Linked DNA regions of Mus musculus: regions 1 and 3 are each linked to region 2. Evidence: chromatin loops called from intact Hi-C (ENCODE). Cell type or tissue: gastrocnemius. All regions are shown on one strand.

The links. A loop is a pair of places that touch in the nucleus more often than their neighbours do. Peaks named below come from ENCODE experiments on the same cell type or tissue, not always from the same donor. Only the 100,000 strongest peaks of a DNase experiment are listed, where the experiment ranks them.
Region 1: it touches region 2 in a loop (4-fold over the local background); 30 of 42 quality-filtered maps call a loop at or near these places.
Region 3: a loop joins it to region 2, with 4 times the contacts of the local background. A loop is called at or near these places in 15 of 42 quality-filtered maps.

The regions. Positions count from the first base shown.
Region 1 is chr8:84,694,949-84,702,948 of GRCm38, reverse strand. It overlaps Trmt1 (tRNA methyltransferase 1), which reads right to left. Exons shown (of 17, transcript NM_001164559.1): 6 at 7,612-7,727; 7 at 7,409-7,521; 8 at 5,974-6,122; 9 at 5,748-5,834; 10 at 5,611-5,680; 11 at 5,390-5,524; 12 at 5,218-5,303; 13 at 4,656-4,764; 14 at 4,480-4,556; 15 at 3,691-3,810; 16 at 3,479-3,608; 17 at 3,141-3,346. The coding sequence ends at 3,185. Lyl1 (lymphoblastomic leukemia 1) reads right to left here and starts at 1,492. Exons shown (of 4, transcript NM_008535.2): 1 at 962-1,492; 2 at 1-309. The coding sequence starts at 285. In gastrocnemius, CTCF peaks have their summits at 1,108, 3,028 and 5,037 (motif pointing left); DNase peaks (open chromatin) are centred at 2,959, 3,774, 5,022, 5,557 and 1 more place; H3K4me3 peaks cover 3,213 bases; H3K27ac peaks cover 4,987 bases.
Region 2 is chr8:84,807,134-84,815,133 of GRCm38, reverse strand. No RefSeq gene overlaps it. Among named protein-coding and RNA genes, the nearest start is that of Nfix, 11 kb to the right of the region's middle. In gastrocnemius, CTCF peaks have their summits at 1,872 (motif pointing right) and 4,102 (motif pointing right); DNase peaks (open chromatin) are centred at 459, 1,888, 4,063 and 5,326; H3K4me3 peaks cover 1,497 bases; H3K27ac peaks cover 4,507 bases.
Region 3 is chr8:84,734,418-84,742,417 of GRCm38, reverse strand. All of the region lies in intron 2 of Nfix (nuclear factor I/X), which reads left to right. Among named protein-coding and RNA genes, the nearest start is that of G430095P16Rik, 15 kb to the right of the region's middle. RefSeq lists an enhancer at 1-557. In gastrocnemius, a CTCF peak has its summit at 4,698 (motif pointing right); DNase peaks (open chromatin) are centred at 83, 4,673 and 6,661; H3K4me3 peaks cover 4,248 bases; H3K27ac peaks cover 7,885 bases.

The DNA.
Region 1 (8,000 bases), 110 kb after region 2:
AGCTCTTCCCAAGGCAGTTAGCTGCAGCAAGGAGGGCCGAAAGGCACTGAGCTCTGTGGTGGGCATGGCTGCCCCTATGGGCCTGGTGTGTCCCAGGTTTATCACTGGCACGCCGGGAGGCAACCAGGGAGTGCACGTGTTTCGGTGGTCCACCTCCTCTGTAGAAAGGGGCCCAGGTGAGGCCGGCTTAGAGGGAGGGGCAGGTGCTGGGCTGGAGGCACATACCATCTCAGTTTTCTCAGTCATGGCGGAACCCACCTCTGCTCTGGCCTGGGGCGGGCACATGGACCCCACGGATAGAATGCTAACCTGTGGGAGAGAGTGAAGTTAAGGGGAAGGAAGGCCAAAGACCATCTTTCTCCCACCTGTTTAACCTGAGCTTTTCAATGTAAGAGCACCCTTAGGCGAGAAAGGGATTGGGGGTTCAATAATCAAAGGTAGAAAAGTGGTCCTAGAAACTGCTAGGACCTAAAAGGAGGGCCTCCTCCACAAGAGGGGAGCCTCCTCCACAAGAGGGGGTGTCTATCAGATACTAGGCAGCGTTGACCCTATGAATTGTTTGTAATGGGCATCTTCAGTCTCTGAACTAGTTCCCATCTTTCAGAATCTCTCCTACCTGCAGCTGGGAATAAGATAGGAATCTCCGGACTAACTCTAAGACCTCCTAAGTCTCCAAGAGTCACCCTCTGCCACCTCTCCATGGCTATTCCAGGGGCCTCTACCCTTGCTGAAAGTTCCTCTTACTGGCCCCCAACCCCATCAGCACCCTACTTACCACGTTTGCTGGGCTCTAAGGTCTGGGGTATCCTGCCAGTGTGTGACTTCCCACATTGCTGCCCTGTTTTCCCCAACTGAGGACATTTCAGTGCCTCCTCACTTCCAGTGAATGAATAAATAAATGAAGTAACAAACACCGAATACAGGCACAGACACTCCTTAATGTTTAAAGCGTCTTTCTTACCCTGTAGCAGTTTCCACAGCTTGGAGAACCCGGCTGTGTGGTCAGGTTTGTCAGTCCAGGTCAGGAGACAGTTTCCACTGTCCAGTTCGGCCGGTGTGCTCCAGGTAATCCCTCCCGTTGGGCCTCAGAGCTGGGCTGCGCCACCTCCCGGGCTCCGGAGGGCCTGAGTAGCTTCGGAGGCGTCGTGGTGGGTACCTCCAAGAGAAAGTGAGCTGCTCCTGGACCGACCCGCCCTTTCCCCCGCCCCCGACAGCCTGGCTTCCTCCCTCTTACCCGCTGGCGCAGAGGCCAGAGGATGCTGGGCCTGTGCAGATAAGGGTCTGGCTGCCTGGCCGCGGCTGATAAGAAGCAATGCTGACCCCGGAGGAAACCAGCGGGCAGGGATCACGGAGCGCGCACCTCCTGATCCACCCCGGCTAGTCACCCTTCGGGGTTTGCTGCTCCCACAGCACTGGAAGACCCCCCAACCCTCAGGAGCCCAGCGCCAAACGTGTGCAAAGGGGAAAGGTGGCAAGGCTGCCTCTGATGTCCTCTGAGGTTGGTCTAGCTTTGAACCCCACCCCCTATGCTGATGGGGGTGGAAGGGGCCCCTTTCCGGTCCTCTGAGGCCCCATGACCCATGAGCCTCAGCCTAGTTCCTCTTTTTTTACAGATCCCCCTGTGGACTGCACCCCCCCCCCCCACACACACACCCAGGAATAGGGCTCCGGAAGGAGACAATTCTGGTAATGTGGCCTTGCCGTGTCCTGACACCGAGGTGCAGGTGTCCCGAACCTGTGGCACTGCTAACGTATTTCCAAGCCCAGGCGGGTGAGATGAGTGTCAAAGCCATATCTGAGTTTCCCAGAAGTTGCTCCCAAGTTCCCCAAGATGCTACTCAGCCATACCACAACTAGGTGGTATCCCTCACTGCCAGGTATTCTGGAGTGATCTTCTGAATTCTGGAAACCTAGAGACTGGAGAGATGGCTTCGTGGCTAACAGCACATGTTGGTTTTGTAAAGGGCTCACACTTTGTTATGGCTCACAACCATAACTAACCCCAGTTCTTTTTTTTTTTTTTTTAAGATTTATTATATGTAAGTACACTGTCTTCAGACACTCCAGAAGAGGGCATCAGATTTTGTTACAGATGGTTGTGGGCCACCATGTGGTTGCTGGGATTTGAACTCTGGACCTTCGGAAGAGCAACCGGCATTCTTAACCACTGAGCCATCTCGCCAGCCCCCCCCTAGCCCCAGTTCTAAGAAATGTGACATCTTAACTCTGAGGGCACCAGACTTGCACATGGTGCACATACATGCATGCAGGAAAAAGTCAAAGAAAAAAAATCCGTATAAAAGTTACAAAAATCCTGGGACCCCAGCTGTAAGCTCCAAAAGGGCCAGGCATGTTGATCCCAACAGTTGAATCTCTTGAGTTCAAGGCTAGCCTGGTCTAAATATTGAGTTTCAGTAGTCGGGTCTATGTAGAGACTCTGCCTCCTCCCAAAAAGGGGAGGGGGACTTCCAAGATGAGCTGAATCCCAGGCACTCCAGGAGGCTTGTCCCCTGTATCTGGTTAATTGTGGGCACACCCAGAGAGGGGCTCAGTGGCCATGCAGACTCATCAAAGTGCTTAAGCCAAAGACCCAGTTACCCACCCTAGTGACTCCTCTAGCACAGCTTGCTACAGTGGGCTTCACTTTCTGACTGATGGTGATGGGTGCATGTGCTGGGAGAGATTCTGCCCCAGGACTCTCCCCTAACATTAATAATCCTCTACTCTAGGGGGAGGGGAGAGAACGTCTCTTCATTGGGTGTCTCAGCAGCCGCCTGTGTTCTGAGAGCATACTCCTATTGAGGAGCAAGCAGGACAGGAAGCACCTGGTCTGGAGCGGATGCACAGAATGCCTGGTTCCGGTTTGGCTTCCGCCACTACACCAACTGCAGACAGCTGAGCCCAAGAAACCAGGCAATAGGATTGAGACTGCAGTGGGATTTGCGAGCACTGGGGAAGTGGAGGAAATGCCTGGATAGCTGGAAGAGGGGAGGCAGCCTGTTTGCAGATGCCGCCCTGTGGCCACCTGATGAACTGCTCTCCTGAGCAGCCAGAGCAGTTTCCATGTCAAAGAGACAAAGTTGCAGTAAGGCAGGAACAACCACTCCTCAGACGGGCAGAGTCCCCCATGCAGATGGCTTCCCAATTCAAAATGACAACCAGCAGGTTACATCTCTTTATTGTCTCAGTCTACACCTGGCCCAGGAATACCCCCAGCAGCAGCCTTTGGTCCAGGGGAGATCTTGGTGGTAGTCTCTGGACATTCTTCGATGGGGATATCACCAGAGGCCACAGGAGCTGCAGGACTGTGTGAATAACAGCACTGGTCCCCTAGTTGACAGGTACCCTGGTGGGAAAACAGGGTGTGAAGCCCCAGGCTGTGAGCACAGAGCTGGGTTTCTTTCCTCAGTCTCTGGCCCCAGCTGTGCCAGAGGCCCAACCTTGGTCCAGTTGCATGGAAGGTGGAAGGAGAGATCACCTCTTTGAATCGTTTGCAAGGAAATGTCTTAAGGCGAGCTGCACGCTGGGCCGGGTCCTCAGCTGGCTCCTTCCTCTTATTCTGTAGCAGCCTCCGCCTCCCTGCTAGATCTTCACTTGCTGCCTTGCCCCTGTGCAGAGAGGGGTGCTGGTACCCCACTTTGTCTTTGCCCAGCCCTGGAAAACCCTCACTTCTACAACATTACCACTCACCCTGGCCGGGCACGGGGCCGGGGACCCCAGTTGGCTTCTGGATTGGCCTGGAAGCGCTTAAGTCCTCGCTGGCGGGAGCTGGGGTTGGCGTCTTCCCGGATGTTGAAGTTGGCCTTCAGCCTGGACAAATGGGTGGAGGCTGGAGGCAGTGGCCATGCAGGGTGAACTCAGCCCCAGAACCTGCCCACCCTGAGGCAACACCACAGGTCTGCCAGGCTCAGAGTTCTTTCATTTATTCAGTAACCACTTGAATTTCCTAGTGAGTTTCTGGATCTGCTCCAGTGGAGCTGAGTTGGCAGCATGAGAGACAGACAAGCAAGAAGACAAATCAGAAATGACTAGGGCTAGGGGTGTGGCTCAGGTAGAGAGCTTGCCCAGTAATGCTTAAGGCTTTAGGGTCTATCCCCAGCACTATAAAGGAATAAAAATAATAAAATAGTGTTGTGTTAGGACATAAAAGACAAGTTGGGATACAACGCTTAACAGAGTGGTCCAGTCCAGAAGGCATCTCTGAGGTGAGAGAGATGGACCTGGGCAAAGGTGGGACAGACTGTGCTGAGCTACAGACCAAAGAGCCAGCCATGGAGGGTTCTGTGCTCTGTAATCTGACTCAGATACTCACACGTATGTGTGACTCAAGAACAGATGATGCAAAAGAGTAGGAAAGGGCACAGGGTGAAGACAGGGTGCAAAAGAGGTTCTGGATTCCCCTCCAACAGTGCCCGTGCTCTGTGCACATGTGCCTGCTGCACCTGAGGGGTAGCCTGTTCCCTGCATAGCTGTCCATACCTGGGCTCCACAGCAAGAATTCGGAATGCTGGACTGCTTTCAGACAGCCGCTCCCGTTTCACTGGACATTCCTTTTCCTGGGGACAGAGATCAAGGACATGGTAAGCCCAAGGAGCACCCAGGCCACCACCCCTTCCTTGCCCTCCTGCCTTGAACCAGGGGTCACCTGCTCTCACCCAGCAACGCATGATGTCCCAGAGGGCCTCAGGGGGAGCATCTGTCTTCACTGCATTCTTACAAGCATGGGAGAGAGAGACTCGGAAACCAGCATGAAGGAGAGCTGACCTGGGTACACAGAGACCACAAAGAGGAGGCTAGACCCCAAAGCACAGGCTCACCCAGGTGGGCACAAGCCAGGTCCTGTGGAATGGCATAGCCATTTTGTTCACAGCAACCCAGGTCACACTGTGACGTCAAAGCTACCTGCCAGGGGCTGGAGAGAAAACTCGGTGGTTAAGACCACTCGCTGCTCTTGCAGAGAACTCTGGGTTTTGAAACCCAGCATCCCCACCGCAGCTTACAATCTTCTGTTAACTCCAGTTCTAGGGAAGCTGACACCTTCTGGCCTCTTCAGGCACTGCATGCAGATGGTGTACTTACTTACACATGGGTAGGCCAAACACATGTACATAAAAAATTAAACAACAAAGCACCTGCTGGAGGGATCATGACCTCTCAGCTCTGCCCTAAGCATACACCAGATTCTGATGGTCCAAACTGCCCCACAAGGGCCCTCACCGAAGCTGCAGAAGGCGGGGTGTGTTGCAGTGGATAGTGCTGCTCAGTTGGTCCAGTGTGTAGTAGAGAGGGACATCAGGAAGTTCCTGAGAGGTAAGGATGGAGTAGCATGGAGTGCTGGCACAAAGTTGGGCAAGGAGGGTCCCCTTTCCTGTGTAGGTCCAGCTCATACCTCAGTAACAACACTGAGGACGCCTTGGATCCTCATGGAAGTGTGGAAGCGGCCAGGATTCGTGGTCACTGCGTCAAGAACTCGGCCCACAAAGTCCAGGTCATGGATGGGCTCTGCCCACATGGGGCCCCCAAGCTGTGGACACCAGGGATACAGATGAGCAAGGGGCATGAATGTATGAGTCCCGGGATTCTGGCCCACTGCCTCTGACCTGGGCCCACCTGGTGTCTCTGTCCACAGTGCTCACACTCGGGAGTTACTGGAGGACCACAGGCTGCAGAGAACTTGATCCTGCAAGGACAGGCAGTTAGAGGGATGGGGACCTAGGACATCCCTCATTCCAACCCACATTATTTACCTGCCACCAGGGTCTCCTGATGCTTTGCCAAGGCGTTGCAGGTAGAAGGCTCCACAACCCACACACTGGAACACCAGGGCCTGTTTGCTGTGGGAGCCCAGGAGAGATCATGAGTCCCTGATATGGTCACTACAACTCAACTCTTCCTTCAGACTGACACCAAGGTCCCAGGACAAATCTCTTATCCACTCCCTCAGTCCATCAGGTTCCCTTCCTGTAGGCTTACCTGGCTGAGGACTTAACCTTGGCCTGGCCTGTGAAAACACGTACAAAGACCCGGATATAGAAGTCAGCACTGATGCTGAGCAGCGGCACGATATAGCGCTGGTAGCAGTTGGCGTGCAGGTCCAGGCTGTGCAGCACAATCCGCAGGGCCTGGTAGCAGGGATGGGCGTTAACGCCAGGAGGAACAAATTTGCAAATGCATCTTTGGCTTAGAACCTACCACAAGCCAGGATTTTCTGTTCCTCAGTTTCTCCATCTACAGAGCCATGTCAGTTATTCCTGTGGCTGGTAGCAGGCACCAAATGACCACAGCCTGCATAGGTGATTTGATCCTATCCCACAAGCTGAGTGTGCCTCTGACATGAAAAGGCACCACCCAGGCTTGAAAGATGTCGAGAGACCTTAAGAAACAAGGACAGAATCTACCTTTCTTTGGCCCTCCCCTCCGGCCTTACCTTCCCATAGTAACCTTCCCAAGCATAGAGCAGATGCCACAAGAGATGCAAAACTATGGCCCAGAGAGGTGCTGTTAGAGCCACAGGCTGAGCAGAGCTCACATCTGGAAAAGCAATCCTTAAGTATTTTTTTTTTTTTGTCCTGACATTTGGGAAGTAGAGGTGGGAAGGTCAGGAGTTTAAGTTGAACTTGAGCTACATAGCAAGTTTGAGGCCAGCCTGGGCTACAAGAAAGCCTGTCTCAAACCTTCAACACCAGGGCTTCTTGTATTGGGGACATAGCTCAGTGGTAAAGCATTTTGAACGCACAATATCCATTCCCCGGTATAATCTGAAAACCTAGTTTTATTCAGAGTGCTATGTCTGTGATTCAGTGCGTGAGCGGTCACACATTCCTGCTTGGAATACAAGCCATCCCCATTTTGGGGTAGCAAGATGGCTCAGTGGGTAAAGACGCCTGCCACCAAGACTGATACTGGATCCAAATGGTAGAAAGGAAGAAAGGACTCCAGGATGCTGTCCTGACTTCACCATGGCACACATGCCTCCCTAATATAAAAAAGGGGTATGTGTGTGTGCGCACATATATATACATACATATTAAAGCTTTTTTTTTTTTTCCTTTGGAAACAGGATTTTATTATGTAGCCTTGGCTATCCTGGAACTGTATTTAGCCCAGACGAGTAGCACAAGAGATCCACCTGCCTCTGCCTCCTAAGTGCTGGCATGCACTACCATACCTAACAAAAATACTTTTAAAAACTAAGTTAAACTATAGAATGCTAGGAAAAATATTACTGCCTATTGAACAAGGATGTCAAAGGTCAGTTTGGCAGTCACATCAGAGCTTGGAATGGGCCAGTTCTGACCATCTGAGGACACTGAGCATCATCAGGACAGGAAGGTGTGCTTGAAGGGTCAGGGTAGGAATGCTCAGAGCCTATTCCCCAACTCCAAGGCTGGCTTGGGGGTAGTCTCACCATTTCATGGCAGGCTCGGCTCTTGAGGGCCATGGCCCCATACTTGCTGTAGCATGTCTCTCCGCTGTTCCCCGCCAGGACTGCCATGTCTGTGCAGGTGACACACAGAAGTCCTGTGGGGAGGAGATGGACAGTGATGACCCTCCAAACAACTCTGCCCCCACACCTGATTGGGTGTTCTCAATGCTACGGGCCAGCCTCACCTCCATCACTCACAGCCTGCACTGCTGCATCCAGGAAGGGGGCGGGGCTGCCATAGGGGTCCAGGTCAATGACATCAAATCGCTCAGGTGCCTTTTGGTGTTGGTACATCAGCATCCTAGATGTGAGGGGTCCAAGTTCTCAACCCTTCAACAAAGCCCCTGCCCTGTCCTCTATGGCACAGTGGTTTTGCTCTTGAATTTGAGGCTAGCTTAGGCATTTGATATTTTCTTTACAGTTTAGCCATATGGATGGAACCCTGGGTCTCATGCATGCTAGGCAAGTGTTTTAATGCTGAGCTAAACCCCAGCCCCTTTGGCCACTTGTTAACTGATTTCTTGATTTACACAGGACTCAGTCACCCCACCTATAACCCTGACAAATAACAGTC
Region 2 (8,000 bases):
AGGGCCCCCCACAAGGAAACAGATGGGACAGCACAGCGTGGGAGCTTCGACCCCTGACCTTACAGGCCTGAACAGAGGGGTGGGAACCTGCTTGGCTGCCAGCTCCCAAGACTGTCCTAGAGAGAGGGTCATGGAGCCCTGGGGGGCCGGGGAGAGCGCCCTCCTGCCTGTCCCTAGAGCTTGGTGGTAAAGCTCATGCAGTGTCTGAGCTGGCAGCTCAACCCAAGCACCCCTTTTCTGGCGGGCACAAGATGCCTGCATCCCTCCACCTCAGCTGTGCCCACCTCCTGCCAGCCTGGAGAGCCAGCTGGGAACCTTGGTGCCAGGGGGGAGGCAGAGTCACTGCGCCCTCCCAGGCAGTGCCAGTCGGCCCCTGCTGCTGCCCCCCAGGCCCAGTAATGGGTGGGTAATGAGTGCTGGGGGAGTGGGGGAGGGGCGGGGAGGCAGGTGCCACAGGCTCTGGCACCGGGGGCCGCTAATCAGGTTTGCCAACGCCATCTGTCATCGTGCGAGCATCTGGGGCTCAAGGTGACCCTGTCACCCTCAGTTACAATTATGAGTTTGGCATCTGTATTAAAGCTCGCCAGCCGGCCAGGCAGGGGAGGGCTGGGGTGGATAAGGGGGTGCACGGTGAGCCCCATCCCTGGGGTCTGGTTCCCAGGGGCTGTGTAGCTGCCAAGGCAGGGAGCTTCTCTGCACTGTGTGTGTGTGTGTGTGTGTGTTTGTGTGTGTGCGCGCGCGCGCGTGTGTGCGCATGCGTTTGTGTGTTCTCACACAATATGAGTATACACATACTCATCCCAGCCTCCTTTGCTTTTCTTCCTAGTGTGACTGGGCACAGGATTGGAAATCTCAGGGTTTGTTTCTGAGTGGTGGCTGTGTGTCTGAAGGTTTGGTGGGGTGGATGGAGAGAAATGGCAATGATATTGTATGGGTACCCAGGCAAGCATGTCTATGGGTATGCTAAGAGAGGTGTGGTGCACAGTGAGCCCCATCCCTGGCTCCCAGGGGCTGTGTAGCCACCCAGCTTCTCTGCACTCTTCACTTGTCTTTGGATGACAGTGTGTGATAAGGTGTGAGTTCTTGTAGTGTGCGTGACTGTGGGTGTGCGTCAGACGGCATCAGTGCTGAATCTCTTACAGTTGTAGACTGTATGTGTGGTGGAGGTATGAATCTACAATCTGTGTGAAAGATCACTTCAGTGTGTGTGTGTGTGTGTGTGTGTGTGTGTGTGTGTGTGTGTGTGTGTGTGTAGAAGCAGCAGCTGGCAGAGGCTGTAGATATTCACCCCAGATTCTCTCCTTCCCCTTCAGTCTGTGCCTGCTCTTACGAGCCCAGCTCTGATCCAGAGAGTTCTAACAAAGACCCAGGACTCCCGGATATTGCAGGCCTGTTTTGGGTTTCTCTGTTCTGGAGCTGTATTCTCACGTCAGGATTCCAATTTTGAACAATGGAATCTAGACCTTTTGGATACCCTAATTCTGGAATTTGAAACTGGGTTTTAGAATCTGTGTCCTGCATTCTTGGATCTAATCTTCTACATCCCAGGATTTTTGGAGTCTAGAGTCTTTTCTTCTTCCTGAGGCTGGAGACGGAACCTGCACATACTAGATAAAAGCTCTGTTGCCTAGCTCTGTCTTCAGAATCTCAGTGAGAAATCTAAGCAGCTGCTGTACTGAACATTCTGACCCTGACCCCCAGAACCTATACTGTAATTATGAGTTCGAGGACATGGATTACAAAAGCTGAGTTCTGGGTCTGGGTTCTTACTTCTGGGCTCTTATCTCTGTGCTCATCCAGGACCCGTCTCTCTGCCTGGGGTTTCTATAATTAAGCCTTCAACCACAACCCCTAAGGATAGGTGTAGAGGCGCCATTTGACCACCAGGGGCCGCCCTTGATCTAGATTTCACCTAGACTGATCTAGCTGTGGGGCTAAAAGTACTGGTATCACCCAACTTTTTGAGGGGGACTGAGAGTAACTTTCTTATGCTTCTCACCTGAGGACTGATGTCTCTCAGCTCTCACAATTCAACTCTGAATAGTGGGCCCGCTGCCTCCATAGGCCTACAAAAGGGACTCTCAGACACACAGTGTAAGATGTTAAACATTTGAAAAGGCTATGGAGGGCCCCTTGTGACAGCAGTCCCTGTAACCTCTAAAGGTTTGGTTGTTGTTTTGTTGGTTTTTGAGACAGTATCTAGGTAGCCCTGGCTATCTTGGAACTCACAGACACCTACCTGCCTTCAGAGTCCTGGGCTTAAAGATGTACACCACTGTGCCTTAGCTACAAGGTATGATTTTAACTATCATTGGATGATTCTGATGAGGTCCACGAGGTCCAGTGTGTTCTCCAGGACTGTGTCTGTGAGACATTACTCTGACAGGGCGTAGGAGTCCCTGTGCTATGTCATGCTGTGTCTATGATTGCATCGCTATGCCCATAAGGACCATAAGGGCTATAACGTGTGTCCCTGGAGGAAGGCATGCAGGAGTGTCAGGAGCAGTATATGGAAAGGCTGTGCCTCTGCATGAATGATATCTTCTTAGCAGGACAAGGGGGACATTCTGAGAGTATCAAGTTGAGTCAGTGAATAGGCGACAGGGCAGTGGTGACTAGAGACTTGGAGCAGGAATCAGCATTGAATCTCTCAGCCTTTCTCGGGACATTCCCTGTGTCTGGATACATCTGGCTCTACATCTGTCAACCCATGAGTAGACCCACCAGTCTCTCTCTGAACCTGGCTTCATCTAACTTGTGGTCCCACCCCTACCTCATCCTATTGCCAGGCACATCAAGGAGCACAGTGACCCCTCGCCCCCGAGTCTTGGTGCTTTCCTGTTCAAACCTATTCTCTTTCATATCCCTCACTGTTTCTGCCTACTTGGTTTTCTCCTTCTACCCTTCCTCCCGGAAGTCCCTCTCATCTCCCCATTCCTTCCTCTCAGATTCTAAACATTGCTTTTTCCATGTCTGCCTCTCCCACTTGCCCCCTTCTCTGTGTAGGCCAGAGGTTGTCTTTCTCAACTGTTTTCTGTTTCCTCCCTTTTCAGACTAGGTGTAGCTTCATAGCCTTCTCTAACCTGAAACTCACTATGTTGACCCTGTTGGCCTGGAATTTACAAAGCTCTTCCTGCCTGTGTTGGAACTAAAGGTGTTCACCACCACATCCAGCTTTCTACTTTCCTTCCTTTCTTTCTTTCCTTCCTTCCTTCCTTTCTTTCTTTCTTTCTTTCTTTCTTTCTTTCTTTCTTTCTTTCTTTCTTTCTTTCTTTCTTTCTTTCTTTCTTTCTTTCTTCCTTCCTTCCTTCCTTCCTTCCTTCCTTCCTTTCCTCCTCCTCCTCCTTCTTCTTCTTCTGCTCCTCCTCCTCCTCTTAGTCCTCCCCCTAGTCCTCCTCCTCTCTCTTTCTCTTCTTCTTTTTTGGAGGTAGGGTCTATTGCTGAACCTAGACTGGAAGGCTAGCTGGCCGGCATCCCCCCGGAATTCACCTGCCTCCACGTACCCAGTATTAAAGGCACAGGCCAAACTTAGGTCCTCATGTTTGCACTTGGCCAACTGAGCCGCCACCTCAGCTACTCCTCCCCCGACCCTTCCCTTCCTCGCTTTTTTAAGAGACAGGGTCCTGATATGGAACTGACACTAGCCTCAAACTCACGAGCCTCTGCTGCCCTTGCAGGATTTATTTACACGTGTCACCGAGTTGGTCTGTCCCCTTTCCCTTTCTTATAAAACTACTCCACCTTCTCTTGTCCGTGTGTCCCATCCCTAAATCTTGTTCATCTCTGTCTACCTTCCCTATCTTTAACTCTGCATTTCTCCCTTTATCACTGTCTCTCCGTTTTCCTTTCACTCCATCTCTGCTGTCTTTCCTTCTCTCCATCTAGGCCAGCCCGGGTGGGTCCGGGTGGGTCCGGGACAGCTCAGCCAGGGCGCCACGGTGAACAATGCAGCATTCAGGAGGCCGGCCGGCACCATGGCAACGCGCCCGCCCCGCCCTCCCCGCGCGCGGGCCGCGCGTGCCAAGAGGGTGCCATGGTTACATCAGGCGCGTGCCCACCCCGCGCGCCGCCGCGGCCCCGCACGATCTTACAGGACTGGGCCAGAAGGGGGCGCCCGATCTTTGTCTCTGCCTGGAGTCAGAAGGGGCTGCCATCTTCAGAAAGTCCCTTCAGCCCTCAGTGCCTTGGTTTTCCCATCTATAAAGTTCGGGGGGAGGGGGCGGTGGCAGAGATGTGGGAGAGGAAGAGGGAGTTGGGGAGAATGAGGGAGGGAGAGAAGGATAGAGTGTAGGGCTTCGGAGGATAGTTCTATATTGGGCTTCTGTATTTGATAGTTGGTGAGACTGTATATATATGGGCACATTTTTGTCCCAGTGTTTGGGCACTTGTATGTTTTACAAGAAGTTGTTGGGGTCGGTCCATGGTCAAAGAAGAATCCATTGCTGAAGGGGTCTGCAACCCTATAGGTGGAACAACAATATGAACTAACCAGTACCCCCAGAGCTTATATCTCTAGCTGCATATGTAGCAGGGAAAAGAGGCCCCTTGGTATTGCAAACTTTATATGCCCCAGTACAGGGGGATTGCCAGGGCCAAGAAGCAGGAGTGGGTGGGTAGTGGAGCAGGGCGGAGGGAGGGTATAGGGAACTTTCGGGATAGCATTTGAAATGTATATAAAGAAAATATCAAATAAATAAATAAATAAATAAATAAATAAATAAATAAATAAATGAGAATCCATTCCCACAAGTTGTCCTCTGATCTCCACAAGCTTGTCACCATCAGCAGATGACTAGACATGGCTATGGAGAAATAAATAAATGTAATAAAATATAAAAAAGTTGAATGGGGATGGAGCTTAGTGTGCTTAAGGCCTTGGGTTCGATCTCAGCGCCACATACAAAAAGGTGTTGACTTTCAGTCACTATGTTTATGAATTTGGAAATGTGTGTGTGTGTTGTATTTGTACTTCTGCCTGTGATGGTGAGTGTTGGAGACATAATGGTGTGTCTGTGGTCATGTGACTGGGTACCCATGTGGTATGCCTACGTATGTGGTAGGTCTCTGTAGTTGGGGTGCTGTTGCAAGTTCACATTGCCAAGATTGCTACGCTTGGTGTGTTAAATCCGAGTTGACTTGGAGTTTGTGTGTCTGGGGTCCATGCTCTCAAACTCATTCATATATACTTAGATGGAAATGGGTGTGGTTTCCAAGGACTACAACGTTCTGGTAGCCCCCGCCCCCCTCACCTGAGGGCCTCCTGGCACAGAAGGGGGTGCCCAGCTGCCTGGGACCTTGGACTCCCTACAGGTTCAGGAGAGCCCCAGTTGATGAATATTCATGAGGTGTGGGGGGGGGACTGGCACCTACTGACAACAGCTGCGCTTCCATTAGTCCCTGCCTACTCTGCTTGCTTTCAGTAGGAAAAGGAATTTCAGCCTCAGTCTGTCCCTTTCTCCAAGACTCGGGTCTGGGGAATCCTGAGGACAATCACAGGGCTGTGTCAGCATGTCAACAAATGTCCCAACAGCTTGTTGGGATGGCTAAGGGGCTGTCTAAATGTTGTGACGGGCTCTGAGGAGGGTGATTGTTGTATGACAGGGTGTCTGTGTGGCTCCAGTGTGCCATTACCCAGTTTCATTGTAGTTGTGTCCAGACTGCGGTACGGTGGGACAATGTGAACGAAAGGAGTATCTGTCACTTGCAAGAGGACCGAGCAGTGTGGCCTGTACCTTACTGGCCACCAGCTCCTCAGCAAGGCTGTACTGTGTCATCCAGGCCACCTTGATGTGAGGACAGCTGTGAGCTCTGCCCTGGGAATGCAGGGATTGGACCTGCTTCTGGGGTTAGCGACTCTGTGTAGCCACATGGCTAGGACAGCTGCAGGGACATGTAGACTGAGCGTGTCAGAGTGACATGGATACAGTGTAGGGTCCGATTGTCAGGGCAACCAAGAGGATGTGTGAGGTTGTGGGGCTGCTGACACTGGAGTTAGTGGGTCTGGTGGCATTTCTGTATGTGATAGTGTGGCTGACATTATGACAGGCAGTGTAGTTGTGCTGGTGACACTGTGGTAGTGATTGTAGCTATGTGGAGTTGAAAGTGTGACAGGGATTGCACTTGGAGACAGAAACCAAAAGGCCATGACTGTGTAGCTCCTGCCTCTAGGCTTCACAAAGAACTGAGGCATTTTATGGGCATACAAACTAGGGGTTCACACTGATATTCCTGAGATGGGGACATCAACTAGGCATAGGACCTTTACTTCTTTGTCTCCTCCCTCCTGACTGGTTTGGGGGAGAAGCTTCTAGAAGCAGCAGAGATGAAGTCGGATTCTGGCTATAGTTAGTTGGGCCCAGAGGCCTCAGATCCAGCATGTGTGGCTCAGACATAGTGGCCTTACACTCAGAGCCAATTGACTGCTGCTGCTGGCTGCCCTGAGGTGGCACAGAGGCTCCATTCAGGATCAGGGACCAGGTTACCAGGGTGGGCGGGTCTCCAACCAGCTGCAAATGAAACATTTCCCTAACCCTACATGAGCACTGGCTCCAGGAGGCCCTGGCCAGGCACACCATAGACAAGCATGGGTGTGTCTCTTGCATTTTGGGCAGCTGTGGTGGTGGGGTGTGGATTCCCATCTGTGATCCAGGCATGTTTGTGTCTATGTATGTGAACAGGAGTGATGCTCTGCAGGTTTTCTTTGTATGTGTGGGTGTGTGCTCATGTGGGTGCATTGTGTGTGCCCCTACTTATAGAGGCCAGAGCTCAACTTTGTTCCTTAGATGCTGTCCACTTGGTTTTGGTTTTTTTTTTTTTTTTGCATTTATTTATTGTGTGTGAGTGTGTGTATGTGGCTGGGTGCATGCGCCATAGCATGTATACGGAGTCAGAAGACAATTTGGAGGAAGTGGACTCTCTCTCTCCATGATGTAGTTCCAAGGATACACCTTACTAAACACCTTTACCAGCTGGACAGTGGTGGCACACGCCTTTAGTCCCAGCACTTGGGAGGAAGAGGCAGGAGGATTTCTGAGTTTGAGGCCAGCCTGGTCTACAGAGTGAGTTCCAGGACAGCCAGGGCTACACAGAGAGACCCTGTCTCGGAAACAAAACAAAACAAAACAACAAAAAAACCCAAATAAATGTAAAAAAAAAAAAAGAACCAAAATAAGTAAATAAACAACTTTACCCACTCAGCCATCTCACTGGCTCTTTCTTGTAAACAATTATATCTACAAATAAGTAGGTCTACTTATATAGAAGTATAATTGTGTGCAGAGGGTCCATGCTTGGCATAGCACACATGTGAAGGTAGTAGCAAGCACCTTTATCCAATGAGCCATCTTTCTGACCCTTTTCTTTTTTTAAGGATTTATTTATTTTATGCGTATGAGTATTTTGCTCACATATGTGTGCATGGTGTCTTCAGAGGTCAGAAGAGGGCACCAGATTCTCTGGAACTGGAATTATAGATAGCTGCCATGTGAGCGAAGGGAAACAAGCCCAGGTCCTCTGCAAGAGCAACAAGTGCTCTTAACATTGAGCCATCTCTCTGCTCCTTCCCTTGTTTCTGAGTCAGGGTTTCTCACTGGCCTGGAGTTTGATAAGCATGCTAGGGGCTGGAGAGATGGCTCAGAGGTTAAGAGCACTGTCTGCTCTTCCAGAGGTCCTGAGTTCAATTCCCAGCAACCACATGGTGACCCACAACCATCTGTAATGGGATCTGATGCCCTCTTCTTGTGTGTCTGAAGACAGTGACAGTATATTCATATACATAAAATAAATACATATTAAAAAAAAAGATGAGTATGCTAGGCTGGCTGGTCTGACCAGTGAGCTTCAGGAATCTATCTGCCGGTCTTATCTCCCTGGTGCTGGGATTACAGGTGCACACCACACCATCCTACCTCCTCCTCTTCCTCTTCCCTTTTTCTTCTTCTCCTTCCCCCTCCTCCTCTTATTTCCTTTTAATGTGGCTCTGGGGATTCCACTCCGTTCCT
Region 3 (8,000 bases), 73 kb after region 2:
TGGTCTATCGGGAGGCCTGTGGGGTGCGGTTTCGCAGAAGGGGAGTAAGGGCTGGGAACAGACCAAGCGAGCAGGCCTGGGGTCCTAATGAGAAAATTGCTTCCAGCCAGCGAGCCCTGCTCTGCGGCTGAAATTGCATCCAGCCCCAGCCAGCTTGAGCTAAAGAAGACCCCGCCCTTTGGCAAGGGTTTGGAGCAGCCTGTGTACAGCTCATTCTGCCTACCCTTGCCCCATGCACCTAAACGGAGGCACCTTAGTCCCCAGTTGCTTGGGCAGGGCTAGATTCTGGACCCAACCATCCTCATCTCAGGAGGTAGAGGAGTTCTGAGAGCTCCTCCCCGCTGCCACACAGGTCTGCTGCAGTTATAGACCCACTGTGTGCAGAGGGCTCAGAGCAAGGCCACCTGCCAAGTGGCGTTTGGCTTACAGAGAAAGGCTCTCTAAGGAGCCTTGGTTCTCCATCAGCCCAGGTACAAATCTGCCTGTGTGGCATCCTGTCTTCCAGGCTGCCTCATTTGGAACTCAGCCTCCTTGGGAGCTCAAAGCAGGACCCTTCTGCACTTCCAGAGCTCAGTACCCTAGCCCTAGGCAGGACAACCCAGTGGGTGAAAGGCTGATTTAGCTTGCTTGCTTTTCTCTTCCTTCCCTCACGCAGTTCTGGTCTCTGAACAGAACTAGCTGCAGAATTTGTGGGACTCAAAGCAAAATGAAAACGCTGGGCCTCTTGTTCAAGTTAAAGATGTCAAGATAGTGATGTCAGAAACCAAGGCCACAAAAGCAGCTCGTGGCAGCTCAGTTTCCGAGGAGAGTTGGTACCGCACATAGACTGCTGGCTTGGAACACTGGCTCTTCCTGATTGGACCAGAAGGTCCCTTACCGGTGATGAGGGAGACTTGTGGACTCTGGGGCCTACAGGTGGGAATCTCTTCCTGCCTTCAGGCTTTGTCATCTGCTGATGCAGCCTCCCACCCCAATGTTTGGCTATCCTGCTTGATGGCTTTTAGAGGTGTGGCTGGAGAGGAGGAGGAGAACCAGCTACATACTCCATGCTGTCAGGGGAAGACTGCCCTGGTCGCTCTGGAGAAGCAGAGATGGAGAATCACAGCCCTGGGCCTGGGTAGCCCTAAGTGGAACCTGTTGGGCCAAAGGTGGTTCAGGTTGTCCTGTCCCTCTGGGTGGAGCCCTCCCTGTAGCCACAAGTTCCAAAAACTGTGGAGGAGAAGGGAGCTAGCAGGAGTGCTCAAGGAAGAAGGCAGGAGGAAGGAAGCAACCCCATTGTCATCCCTAAATTACTGGCTGGGATGGCAGGGGAGGAGGCGGAAAGCCGACATTGTTTACTTAATTAAAAGTAAACAACAATTTGCCGCTGCCAGCCTCCCATTAGCTGTGTGTGGAGCCCTAGAGCAAAACGGAGACTGACTTTAGGCTTTCGCTCCCACCAAGCTGACATCCCCAGCCTTGGCTTTTCCCTGATAAAGCCCTTCCCGCCTAGATCCCTTTCCACTCAGGCTCAGGAGGGAAGATGAACCAAAAACTTTCAGGAGTATCCCACAGGATGTGGGTCAGAATATATGTATTGAGACACCACTGTTTCAGGATGCGGTGGGGGCTCTAGTCTGCTCCTGTAGACTGCTCCCTGCTAGATATCAGTCAGGCCAGGTTGTGTCAGCTAGGGTGAAGCAGAGGCTTTTCCTCCCAGCCAGATGTTGTTCCCTGAGAAAAGGGCGGAGTCTCATGACCTAAGGGCCTAGTCCATACTACCTGGAGGCCAGGGCCTTCTCTACCCACCTCCCACATTTCCCTTTTAGCAGCTTATAAGCTTCCATCTTTTTGGCTCTGCTCCCAGAAGGGGCTGCTCAGGGCTCCCGGAGGGCTAAGGAGAAAGTCAGGCTTCTTGGGGGCTGTAAGAGAGGGGCTGCTGGACACATGCCCTCTCCTCCAGGTCAAGAGAGCTTCATGTAACACACACACACACACACACACACACACACACACACACACACACACACTGGGGAACTCCTTTAAATAGGGATGGTGAGTGTAAAAGGTTGTGGGGCACTTCTGCTGGCCTCTGGGGCCTTGGCAGACCATCTTTTCAAGGTCTGTCTCCACTTCTCCTGTAGAGCCTGTCACAGTGATGGAGAATGCAGGTTTCAGTCAGTCTGGATCTTGCTCAGGCATGACCTCAGAGTCAGGTCACCTGCTGAGAGAAAGTCACAAAGGCATAGGAGCGCATGTTACACGCCAAGGACCTTGTCCTTTATAGAACACTCTCAAGCCTTTGGGGACCAAGTGACCAGGTGGGGTTGTAGCTCAGAAAAGGAGCTGGCCAAGAGTGTGCAGTCAAAGGGGCAAATGTGAGAGAGGAGGCCCTATTAGTGCATGCCTGAAGCTGCAGGATTCAACTACTGCTCTAAGTGAGCCAGTCCTGGCCCCTGTGAACCTTTGTAATTGTACAGACATTTTGGTTGGGGCTAACAGGAGGCTTAGCACCAAATGAGCAGAGGCCTGGGATGCTGTCTGACCCACAGAACATGGACAGTCCCTGCACTGCATCCCAGACAGTGTCCTGGTCTCCGGGTCCACAGTATGAGGGTTAAGAAGAAATGTGTCTTTTCAAGATTTCAGTTCTTTCTTCATTCCCTTTGCCCCTCTGGGTTCAGGACACACACACACACACACACACACACACACACACACACACACACACACACACACACAGATCTCAGGATTCACACACATCAGGACATTCACAGGCACTGGCACACAGAACAATCTGGGAAGTTGGTCCTGCACTTAATTGAATTAAGGGGCTGGGTTTGGCAGGACATTGTGTATCTGAGCTGCACTTTCTTACACGAGGCAGGAGGCAGCCACTCAGGCCCCCTGAGCAAGCTGTCCCTTCCTCCTTTTCCCTCCAGCCCTCCACTTCCCTTGCCAAAGATCATACACAGGAATAGCCCTCTCAGTTGCTTGCTTTCTCCCCATGTTACTCCTTGATGCTCAGCTGGTGTAAGTTGAGGACCAGGGCCTCCTGAGAAGGTGCTTCCAGACTGAGGCTGGGGCACTGTCGGGGAGAACTAACGGGCCAGTCTCTCCGCCTGGTTCCCATCCTATATTTGCATAGGAGCTGCAAGTACTGCTGAGTAGAAAGTGGAACAGGCCAGGTGGCAGTGGCACAGGCCTTTAATCCCAGCACTCAGGAGGCAGAGGTAGGCGGATCTCTGTGAGTTGTACAGAGCAAGTTCCAAGACAGCCAGGGCTACACATAGAAATGCTGTCTGAAGGAGGGAGCGGGAGAGGGTGAAGCAGTCTTTCGGTCTTTGCCAAATTTAAACCTCTGACCACTACCTAAGAGATAGGAATGATTTGCTCTTGATATTCCAGGCCAGTAGCCCTACGAATAGGTGCAGAGCATGCCTGTGGAGGCTTGGAGGGCTGGGGCCCGAAGCCCTTCCTCACGGTAACCAGGTGGGGCAGAATGTGGTAAGCTGACAGTCCCTTAGAGTTCTGTCTCATCTGGCATGCATTCCCACTTCAGCCTCTGCTGAAGGGTCTCAGGTATCTGATCTCAGCCCAGAGTCAAGGCTCACTCTGAGAAGTCCTCACCAGAGCCTAATTTTGGTCCCTGGGAGGGCTCATCAGGAGTGAGACTAGAGGACAATCAGGCCAGCCTCCCCAGCGCCATTTCCAAGCACACCACAGCACAGCACAGTCTGGGTCCTGCCACTGCACTGCCCCGAATCCATTCAGAGGAAACCCCAAGCAAACTCCTAACAGCGGGCAGTGAAGGCACCCAGGGAGCCATGGAAGGGATCCCAGCCCTTCTGAAGCCCAGTGGGTGGGGGTTTCCTCCCTTGACTCCTGTGTGCTGGGGCTGGGGACTGACCAATGGATGAGGGAGGCAGCCAGGTCCAGCCAGACCCTTCGAAGTAATCTGTACTGCCCAGGGTCAGGGGGGCTGCAGGGCTGGCCTCACCTCGGCTAACCTCTGGGCGGAACAAAGGGGCCTTTCTCCCGCTTGCAGCCCGGGAGGGTGTGCCTGCCTGTTTCTGCCGCCCTCACAAGCACAAGCGGCGCTTTCCTGTGCCGAGGTTTTGTTTTTGTTTTTGTTTGTTTTTTCTCTTCTTGACTTCTCCATTTTTCTCCCTGTCTGACGCTCCTATTCTGGCTTTCAGTCCCCATCTTTTCACTCCTGCCATGTGGGTGGTAGAAAGATTTTTTTCTTTCCAAGAGTTACCAAGTGTAAAGACAAGTTAGCACCGAGGGTGTCCAGCGCACCTTGGGGGCACTCTTGGGGTCAACAACAGAAAACTCTCAAATGGGAAGCAGCTTACTGGGGCCCGGATGGACCCCTGCGGACCAAACACCTGGCAGCCTCACCTTCTGCTTCTCCTTGCCTCCCTTTTGGAGGCCTCCTTCCACCCCGTTCCCCACTGCAAGCTGTTCCTATTCAAGGTGTATGGCGAGCTCTGCCCTGACCACATCCGAGAATGTGCTTGTGCAGTCATGGGAGCCGCTGTCTGAGGCAGCTCCGTTCCTGATACAGATGCGAGGTCTGGTGGTCATGCTGGGTTCTTGCCCTTCCTGCTGGGCTCAGCACGTGTTCAGAGGGAACCCTGTCTGCGGAACTTCTAGGCCAGCACCCCACGGGCTCGCCCTACTGTGACCGGCAGAGGGCAGCTAGTGTTAACTCGCTGCGCCACCTAGCTACCTTGTTGGGGAGCGCAACGTGAAGCTCCTTGAGCCCCCGCAGGGTCCTCAAGGATCTTTGGCACCTGCTAGCCTGATGTATAGGTGGATTGGTGTTTGTATTCCGTAAATAGCCCGAGTTTCCCTTATATGTACGTGGTACTTTCTATGAAATCGTCCGTAGTGAAAGTCAAGTCTCCATTAACATCTCATCTTCTGTATAGGTCTAAGCTGTACTGTATTAGGAGGCCAGAGAGACTGACTAGGGGGTCTAAATAACAAGAAGGCTCAGCCTTCTTAGTCTAGGCCCAAAGTCCTTCCCAGCCCCCAGTGCCACATGAGACTTGTTGAGGCTCTTCGGGCTCTGATTAGAAAATTGGAGTTAGTCAGGCATGGTTAGTGTACGCCTTTTATCCCGACAATCTGGAGGCAGAGGCAGGCAGATCCCTGAGTTCAGGGCTAGCCTGGTCTACAGGATGAGTTTCAGGACAGCCAGGGCTACATTGTCTAAAAAAAAAAGATAATAATAACAGACAATCTTTTATTAAAACTTAAAAAAAAAAGCCAACAACACGAAACACATTTGGAGTCAAGATTCCAGGTCCTTCGTGTCTTGTGTAAATGGCTCTAGCAGGCTTTGGGCCTCCCGGGTGGAAGAGGAGCAGGCCATGAGCAGAGTACTTTCTTGCCCTGCTCTTTTCTAGGAGCCCTGGGCTCCTCTGTCCATCGAGTCCTTTGATAGGAGGCTCAGCTCAGGATTACAGGATTAAAGGTGGAAACAGGAAGGTGCTAGCTAGGAGATGCTCTGTCCCCTGGGGGGTAGGAGGGGGAGCCAGAGTAGAAGCCACAGTTGCAAGAAAGATCTAGAAAGGGCTCTTTAGAGTCTTAGAGAGGTGGTGGAGATGAAGCAGTAAGCAAAGTCAAGAGGCCTTGTCCTCCTGGAGCTGATGGAGGGTTCCCTTGAGACCCAGGCCGCCAGTCTGCCAGTGCTGACCCAGCTGGAAGTTACCCAGCGGGGAAGGTTTGAAGACAGGGCTGCTAGGCCTGTAGGTGGGAACCAAGTCCTGCTGAAACATCTGATTATGGGATGTGTTTGTGTCTGCCTTCCTTTTACCAACCAGTGTTGGTCTGCCCACAGCCAGGGCACTGCTCTGGAGGGGCTGAGGCGGGTACTCCAACGCAGCTTGCCCTGTATGGCCAGGTAAGGTGGGTGGGCTCTGCTAGGTTCCCCACTGAGCCCCAGCATTCTTTACAGGAGTAGGCCACAGGGGGAACAGGATTAGAGACGCCTAGGGTAGCAGAGGTGCAGGGGCTCATGCCCTGTCCCCCCATCTCTGTCCCGCAGGCTCCATGTCCTATGGTGAAGAAGCTGTAACTTAGGGAACCTTCTCTGCACTGAACTGAAAGGACTCACTTCTCTTTCTCCTCAGATCTTCTCCTTCCTCCTCCTCTTCCTCCTCCTCCTCCACTGAAATCTTGTGGGTGGGCATGGAGGCTCCGGGCCTGTGGGTCCCAGCTCACCCTCTGCTGCGTGCCCTTCTTTACACAGACGAGGACTGAGAAGCAGGTCACGCCGCCTTCAGCATCATTTCTCCCTGAAGCAGCGTTCTGCCCGGGTTGCCTCCTTCTCTGCCTCCTCTCCCCCTGCCTCCTCTGGCTTCCGCACAGGCCTCCTTCCCCACACTGCTTGGCCTGACCCTAATTCTTTCCCTAGCTCTTCTCCACTGCACTTTTCCTCCTGGACTAGACTTTATGTCTTCCTTGAAGCTCCTGCGGTTCCAGGCAGTCACCTATGTGACCTTCAGAGCCTCTGTTGCCCCTCTCATTCAGGTCTGGCATTAGGGACTGACTACTTCCCTCCGAGAGTAATTAGACCAAGGGCAAATGTATTTGGCTGGGGTAGAGGTGGGGGGGGTGCTGCCCAGCCCTGGGAAGGGGAAACACTATTAATAGCCTCAGGAGCAGCTGGGGATGGGGGTGGGTATCTGGCTAGCCCAGCCTAGCCTGGCCTGGCCTGGCCTGGGCAACTCAAAGGTCCAGAAAGGGCAATGCTGGAAATAGAGGGAGTGGGGTGGGGCTCAGCTTCACAGGACACACATTCCCCACCCCCACCCCCACCCCAACACTGGCTTTCTCTGGCTTGTGGTGTATTGAAGGCATTGCCCGCTGTCAGTTTCTACCCAGCACCTTGAGGAGGGGCAGGTTCTTAGGTTAGGGGGTACTTGTCTGGACCCCATTGTCATATGATCCCTGGATTCAGGCCCTTGGAAATGCTAGACACAACTGCTGGCAAATTATGGCACCAGCCAACATTGCCAGGAGTGGATTTGTCTGTAAAGAAGGCAGGACTATGGGCAGCAGGAGGTGGTGCCTGCCATCCTAGGGCACGGGTCTCTGCTTTTGGTATCTTCAGCTCTCTCAACTCCAGGAATGAGCAGGGCAGTGCAGGGCAGGTTATTGGAGCTGAAATCTCAGAATCCAAGGGCAAGCTCTGTGCTCCCCACTTCTCTTTTGGCTTTGCCTGTCTCCTGGGGTCTTTTCCCCATCCCTCCTCATGTGGTGAGCAGCCTCAGACCGTTTACTAACTAAAGACTGCTGTAGGAGGACATACCTATATTACAGGTGCATCTGGGTCTGCCCTTTAGTGGCTGAGAAACCCCTCTGCTGCTGTTAGTGAGCCAGGCCCCACTGCTCACTCCTGGGGCCTTTGGGTCACTGGTGAGCTGAAGCAGCAGATGAAGAGAAATGGCGATTGGATATAAGAATCAGGAGAGTGTGGGAAGCTGCTGCACAGAGCCAGGCTTTAGGCCAGGAGCTGTGGTCCATGTTTCTGATCCATTCCTGATCCAGGAACTCAGCAGGCAGGTGTTACCTACAGCAGGCAGGTTTTGACTGTTACCTACAGCCAAGCAACCAACGTGAACTCTGCCAAGGCCACTTGGACCAGGAGGCTCTGGAACATGGACCTTACTTGAGGTGTTCATGCCATTGCTGCCTGCCTTTGCCTAGATGTTTCTCTTTGTCTCCTTTGTGCTAGGATAAAGCCAGGGTCTCCAGATTGGTAGAGGACCCACATAGTTCTCCAGCAGTCTAGACCAGTGGTTCCTTTCTGGGCAGGTTTAGACTCAAGGGGAAGAGAAGGTGAGCCTGGACCAGGTGCCTTCTGCCTCTTCTCGACTCTCTGAGTCATCCCCTCTCTTTCGGCCTCTGTACTACCTCCTACCCTCCACCTCTGATGGGAACATTGCCTTGGTGGCAAAGCACCTCTGAGATACCCCGCTGGGATCAGTATTGCTACCTAGCAAACC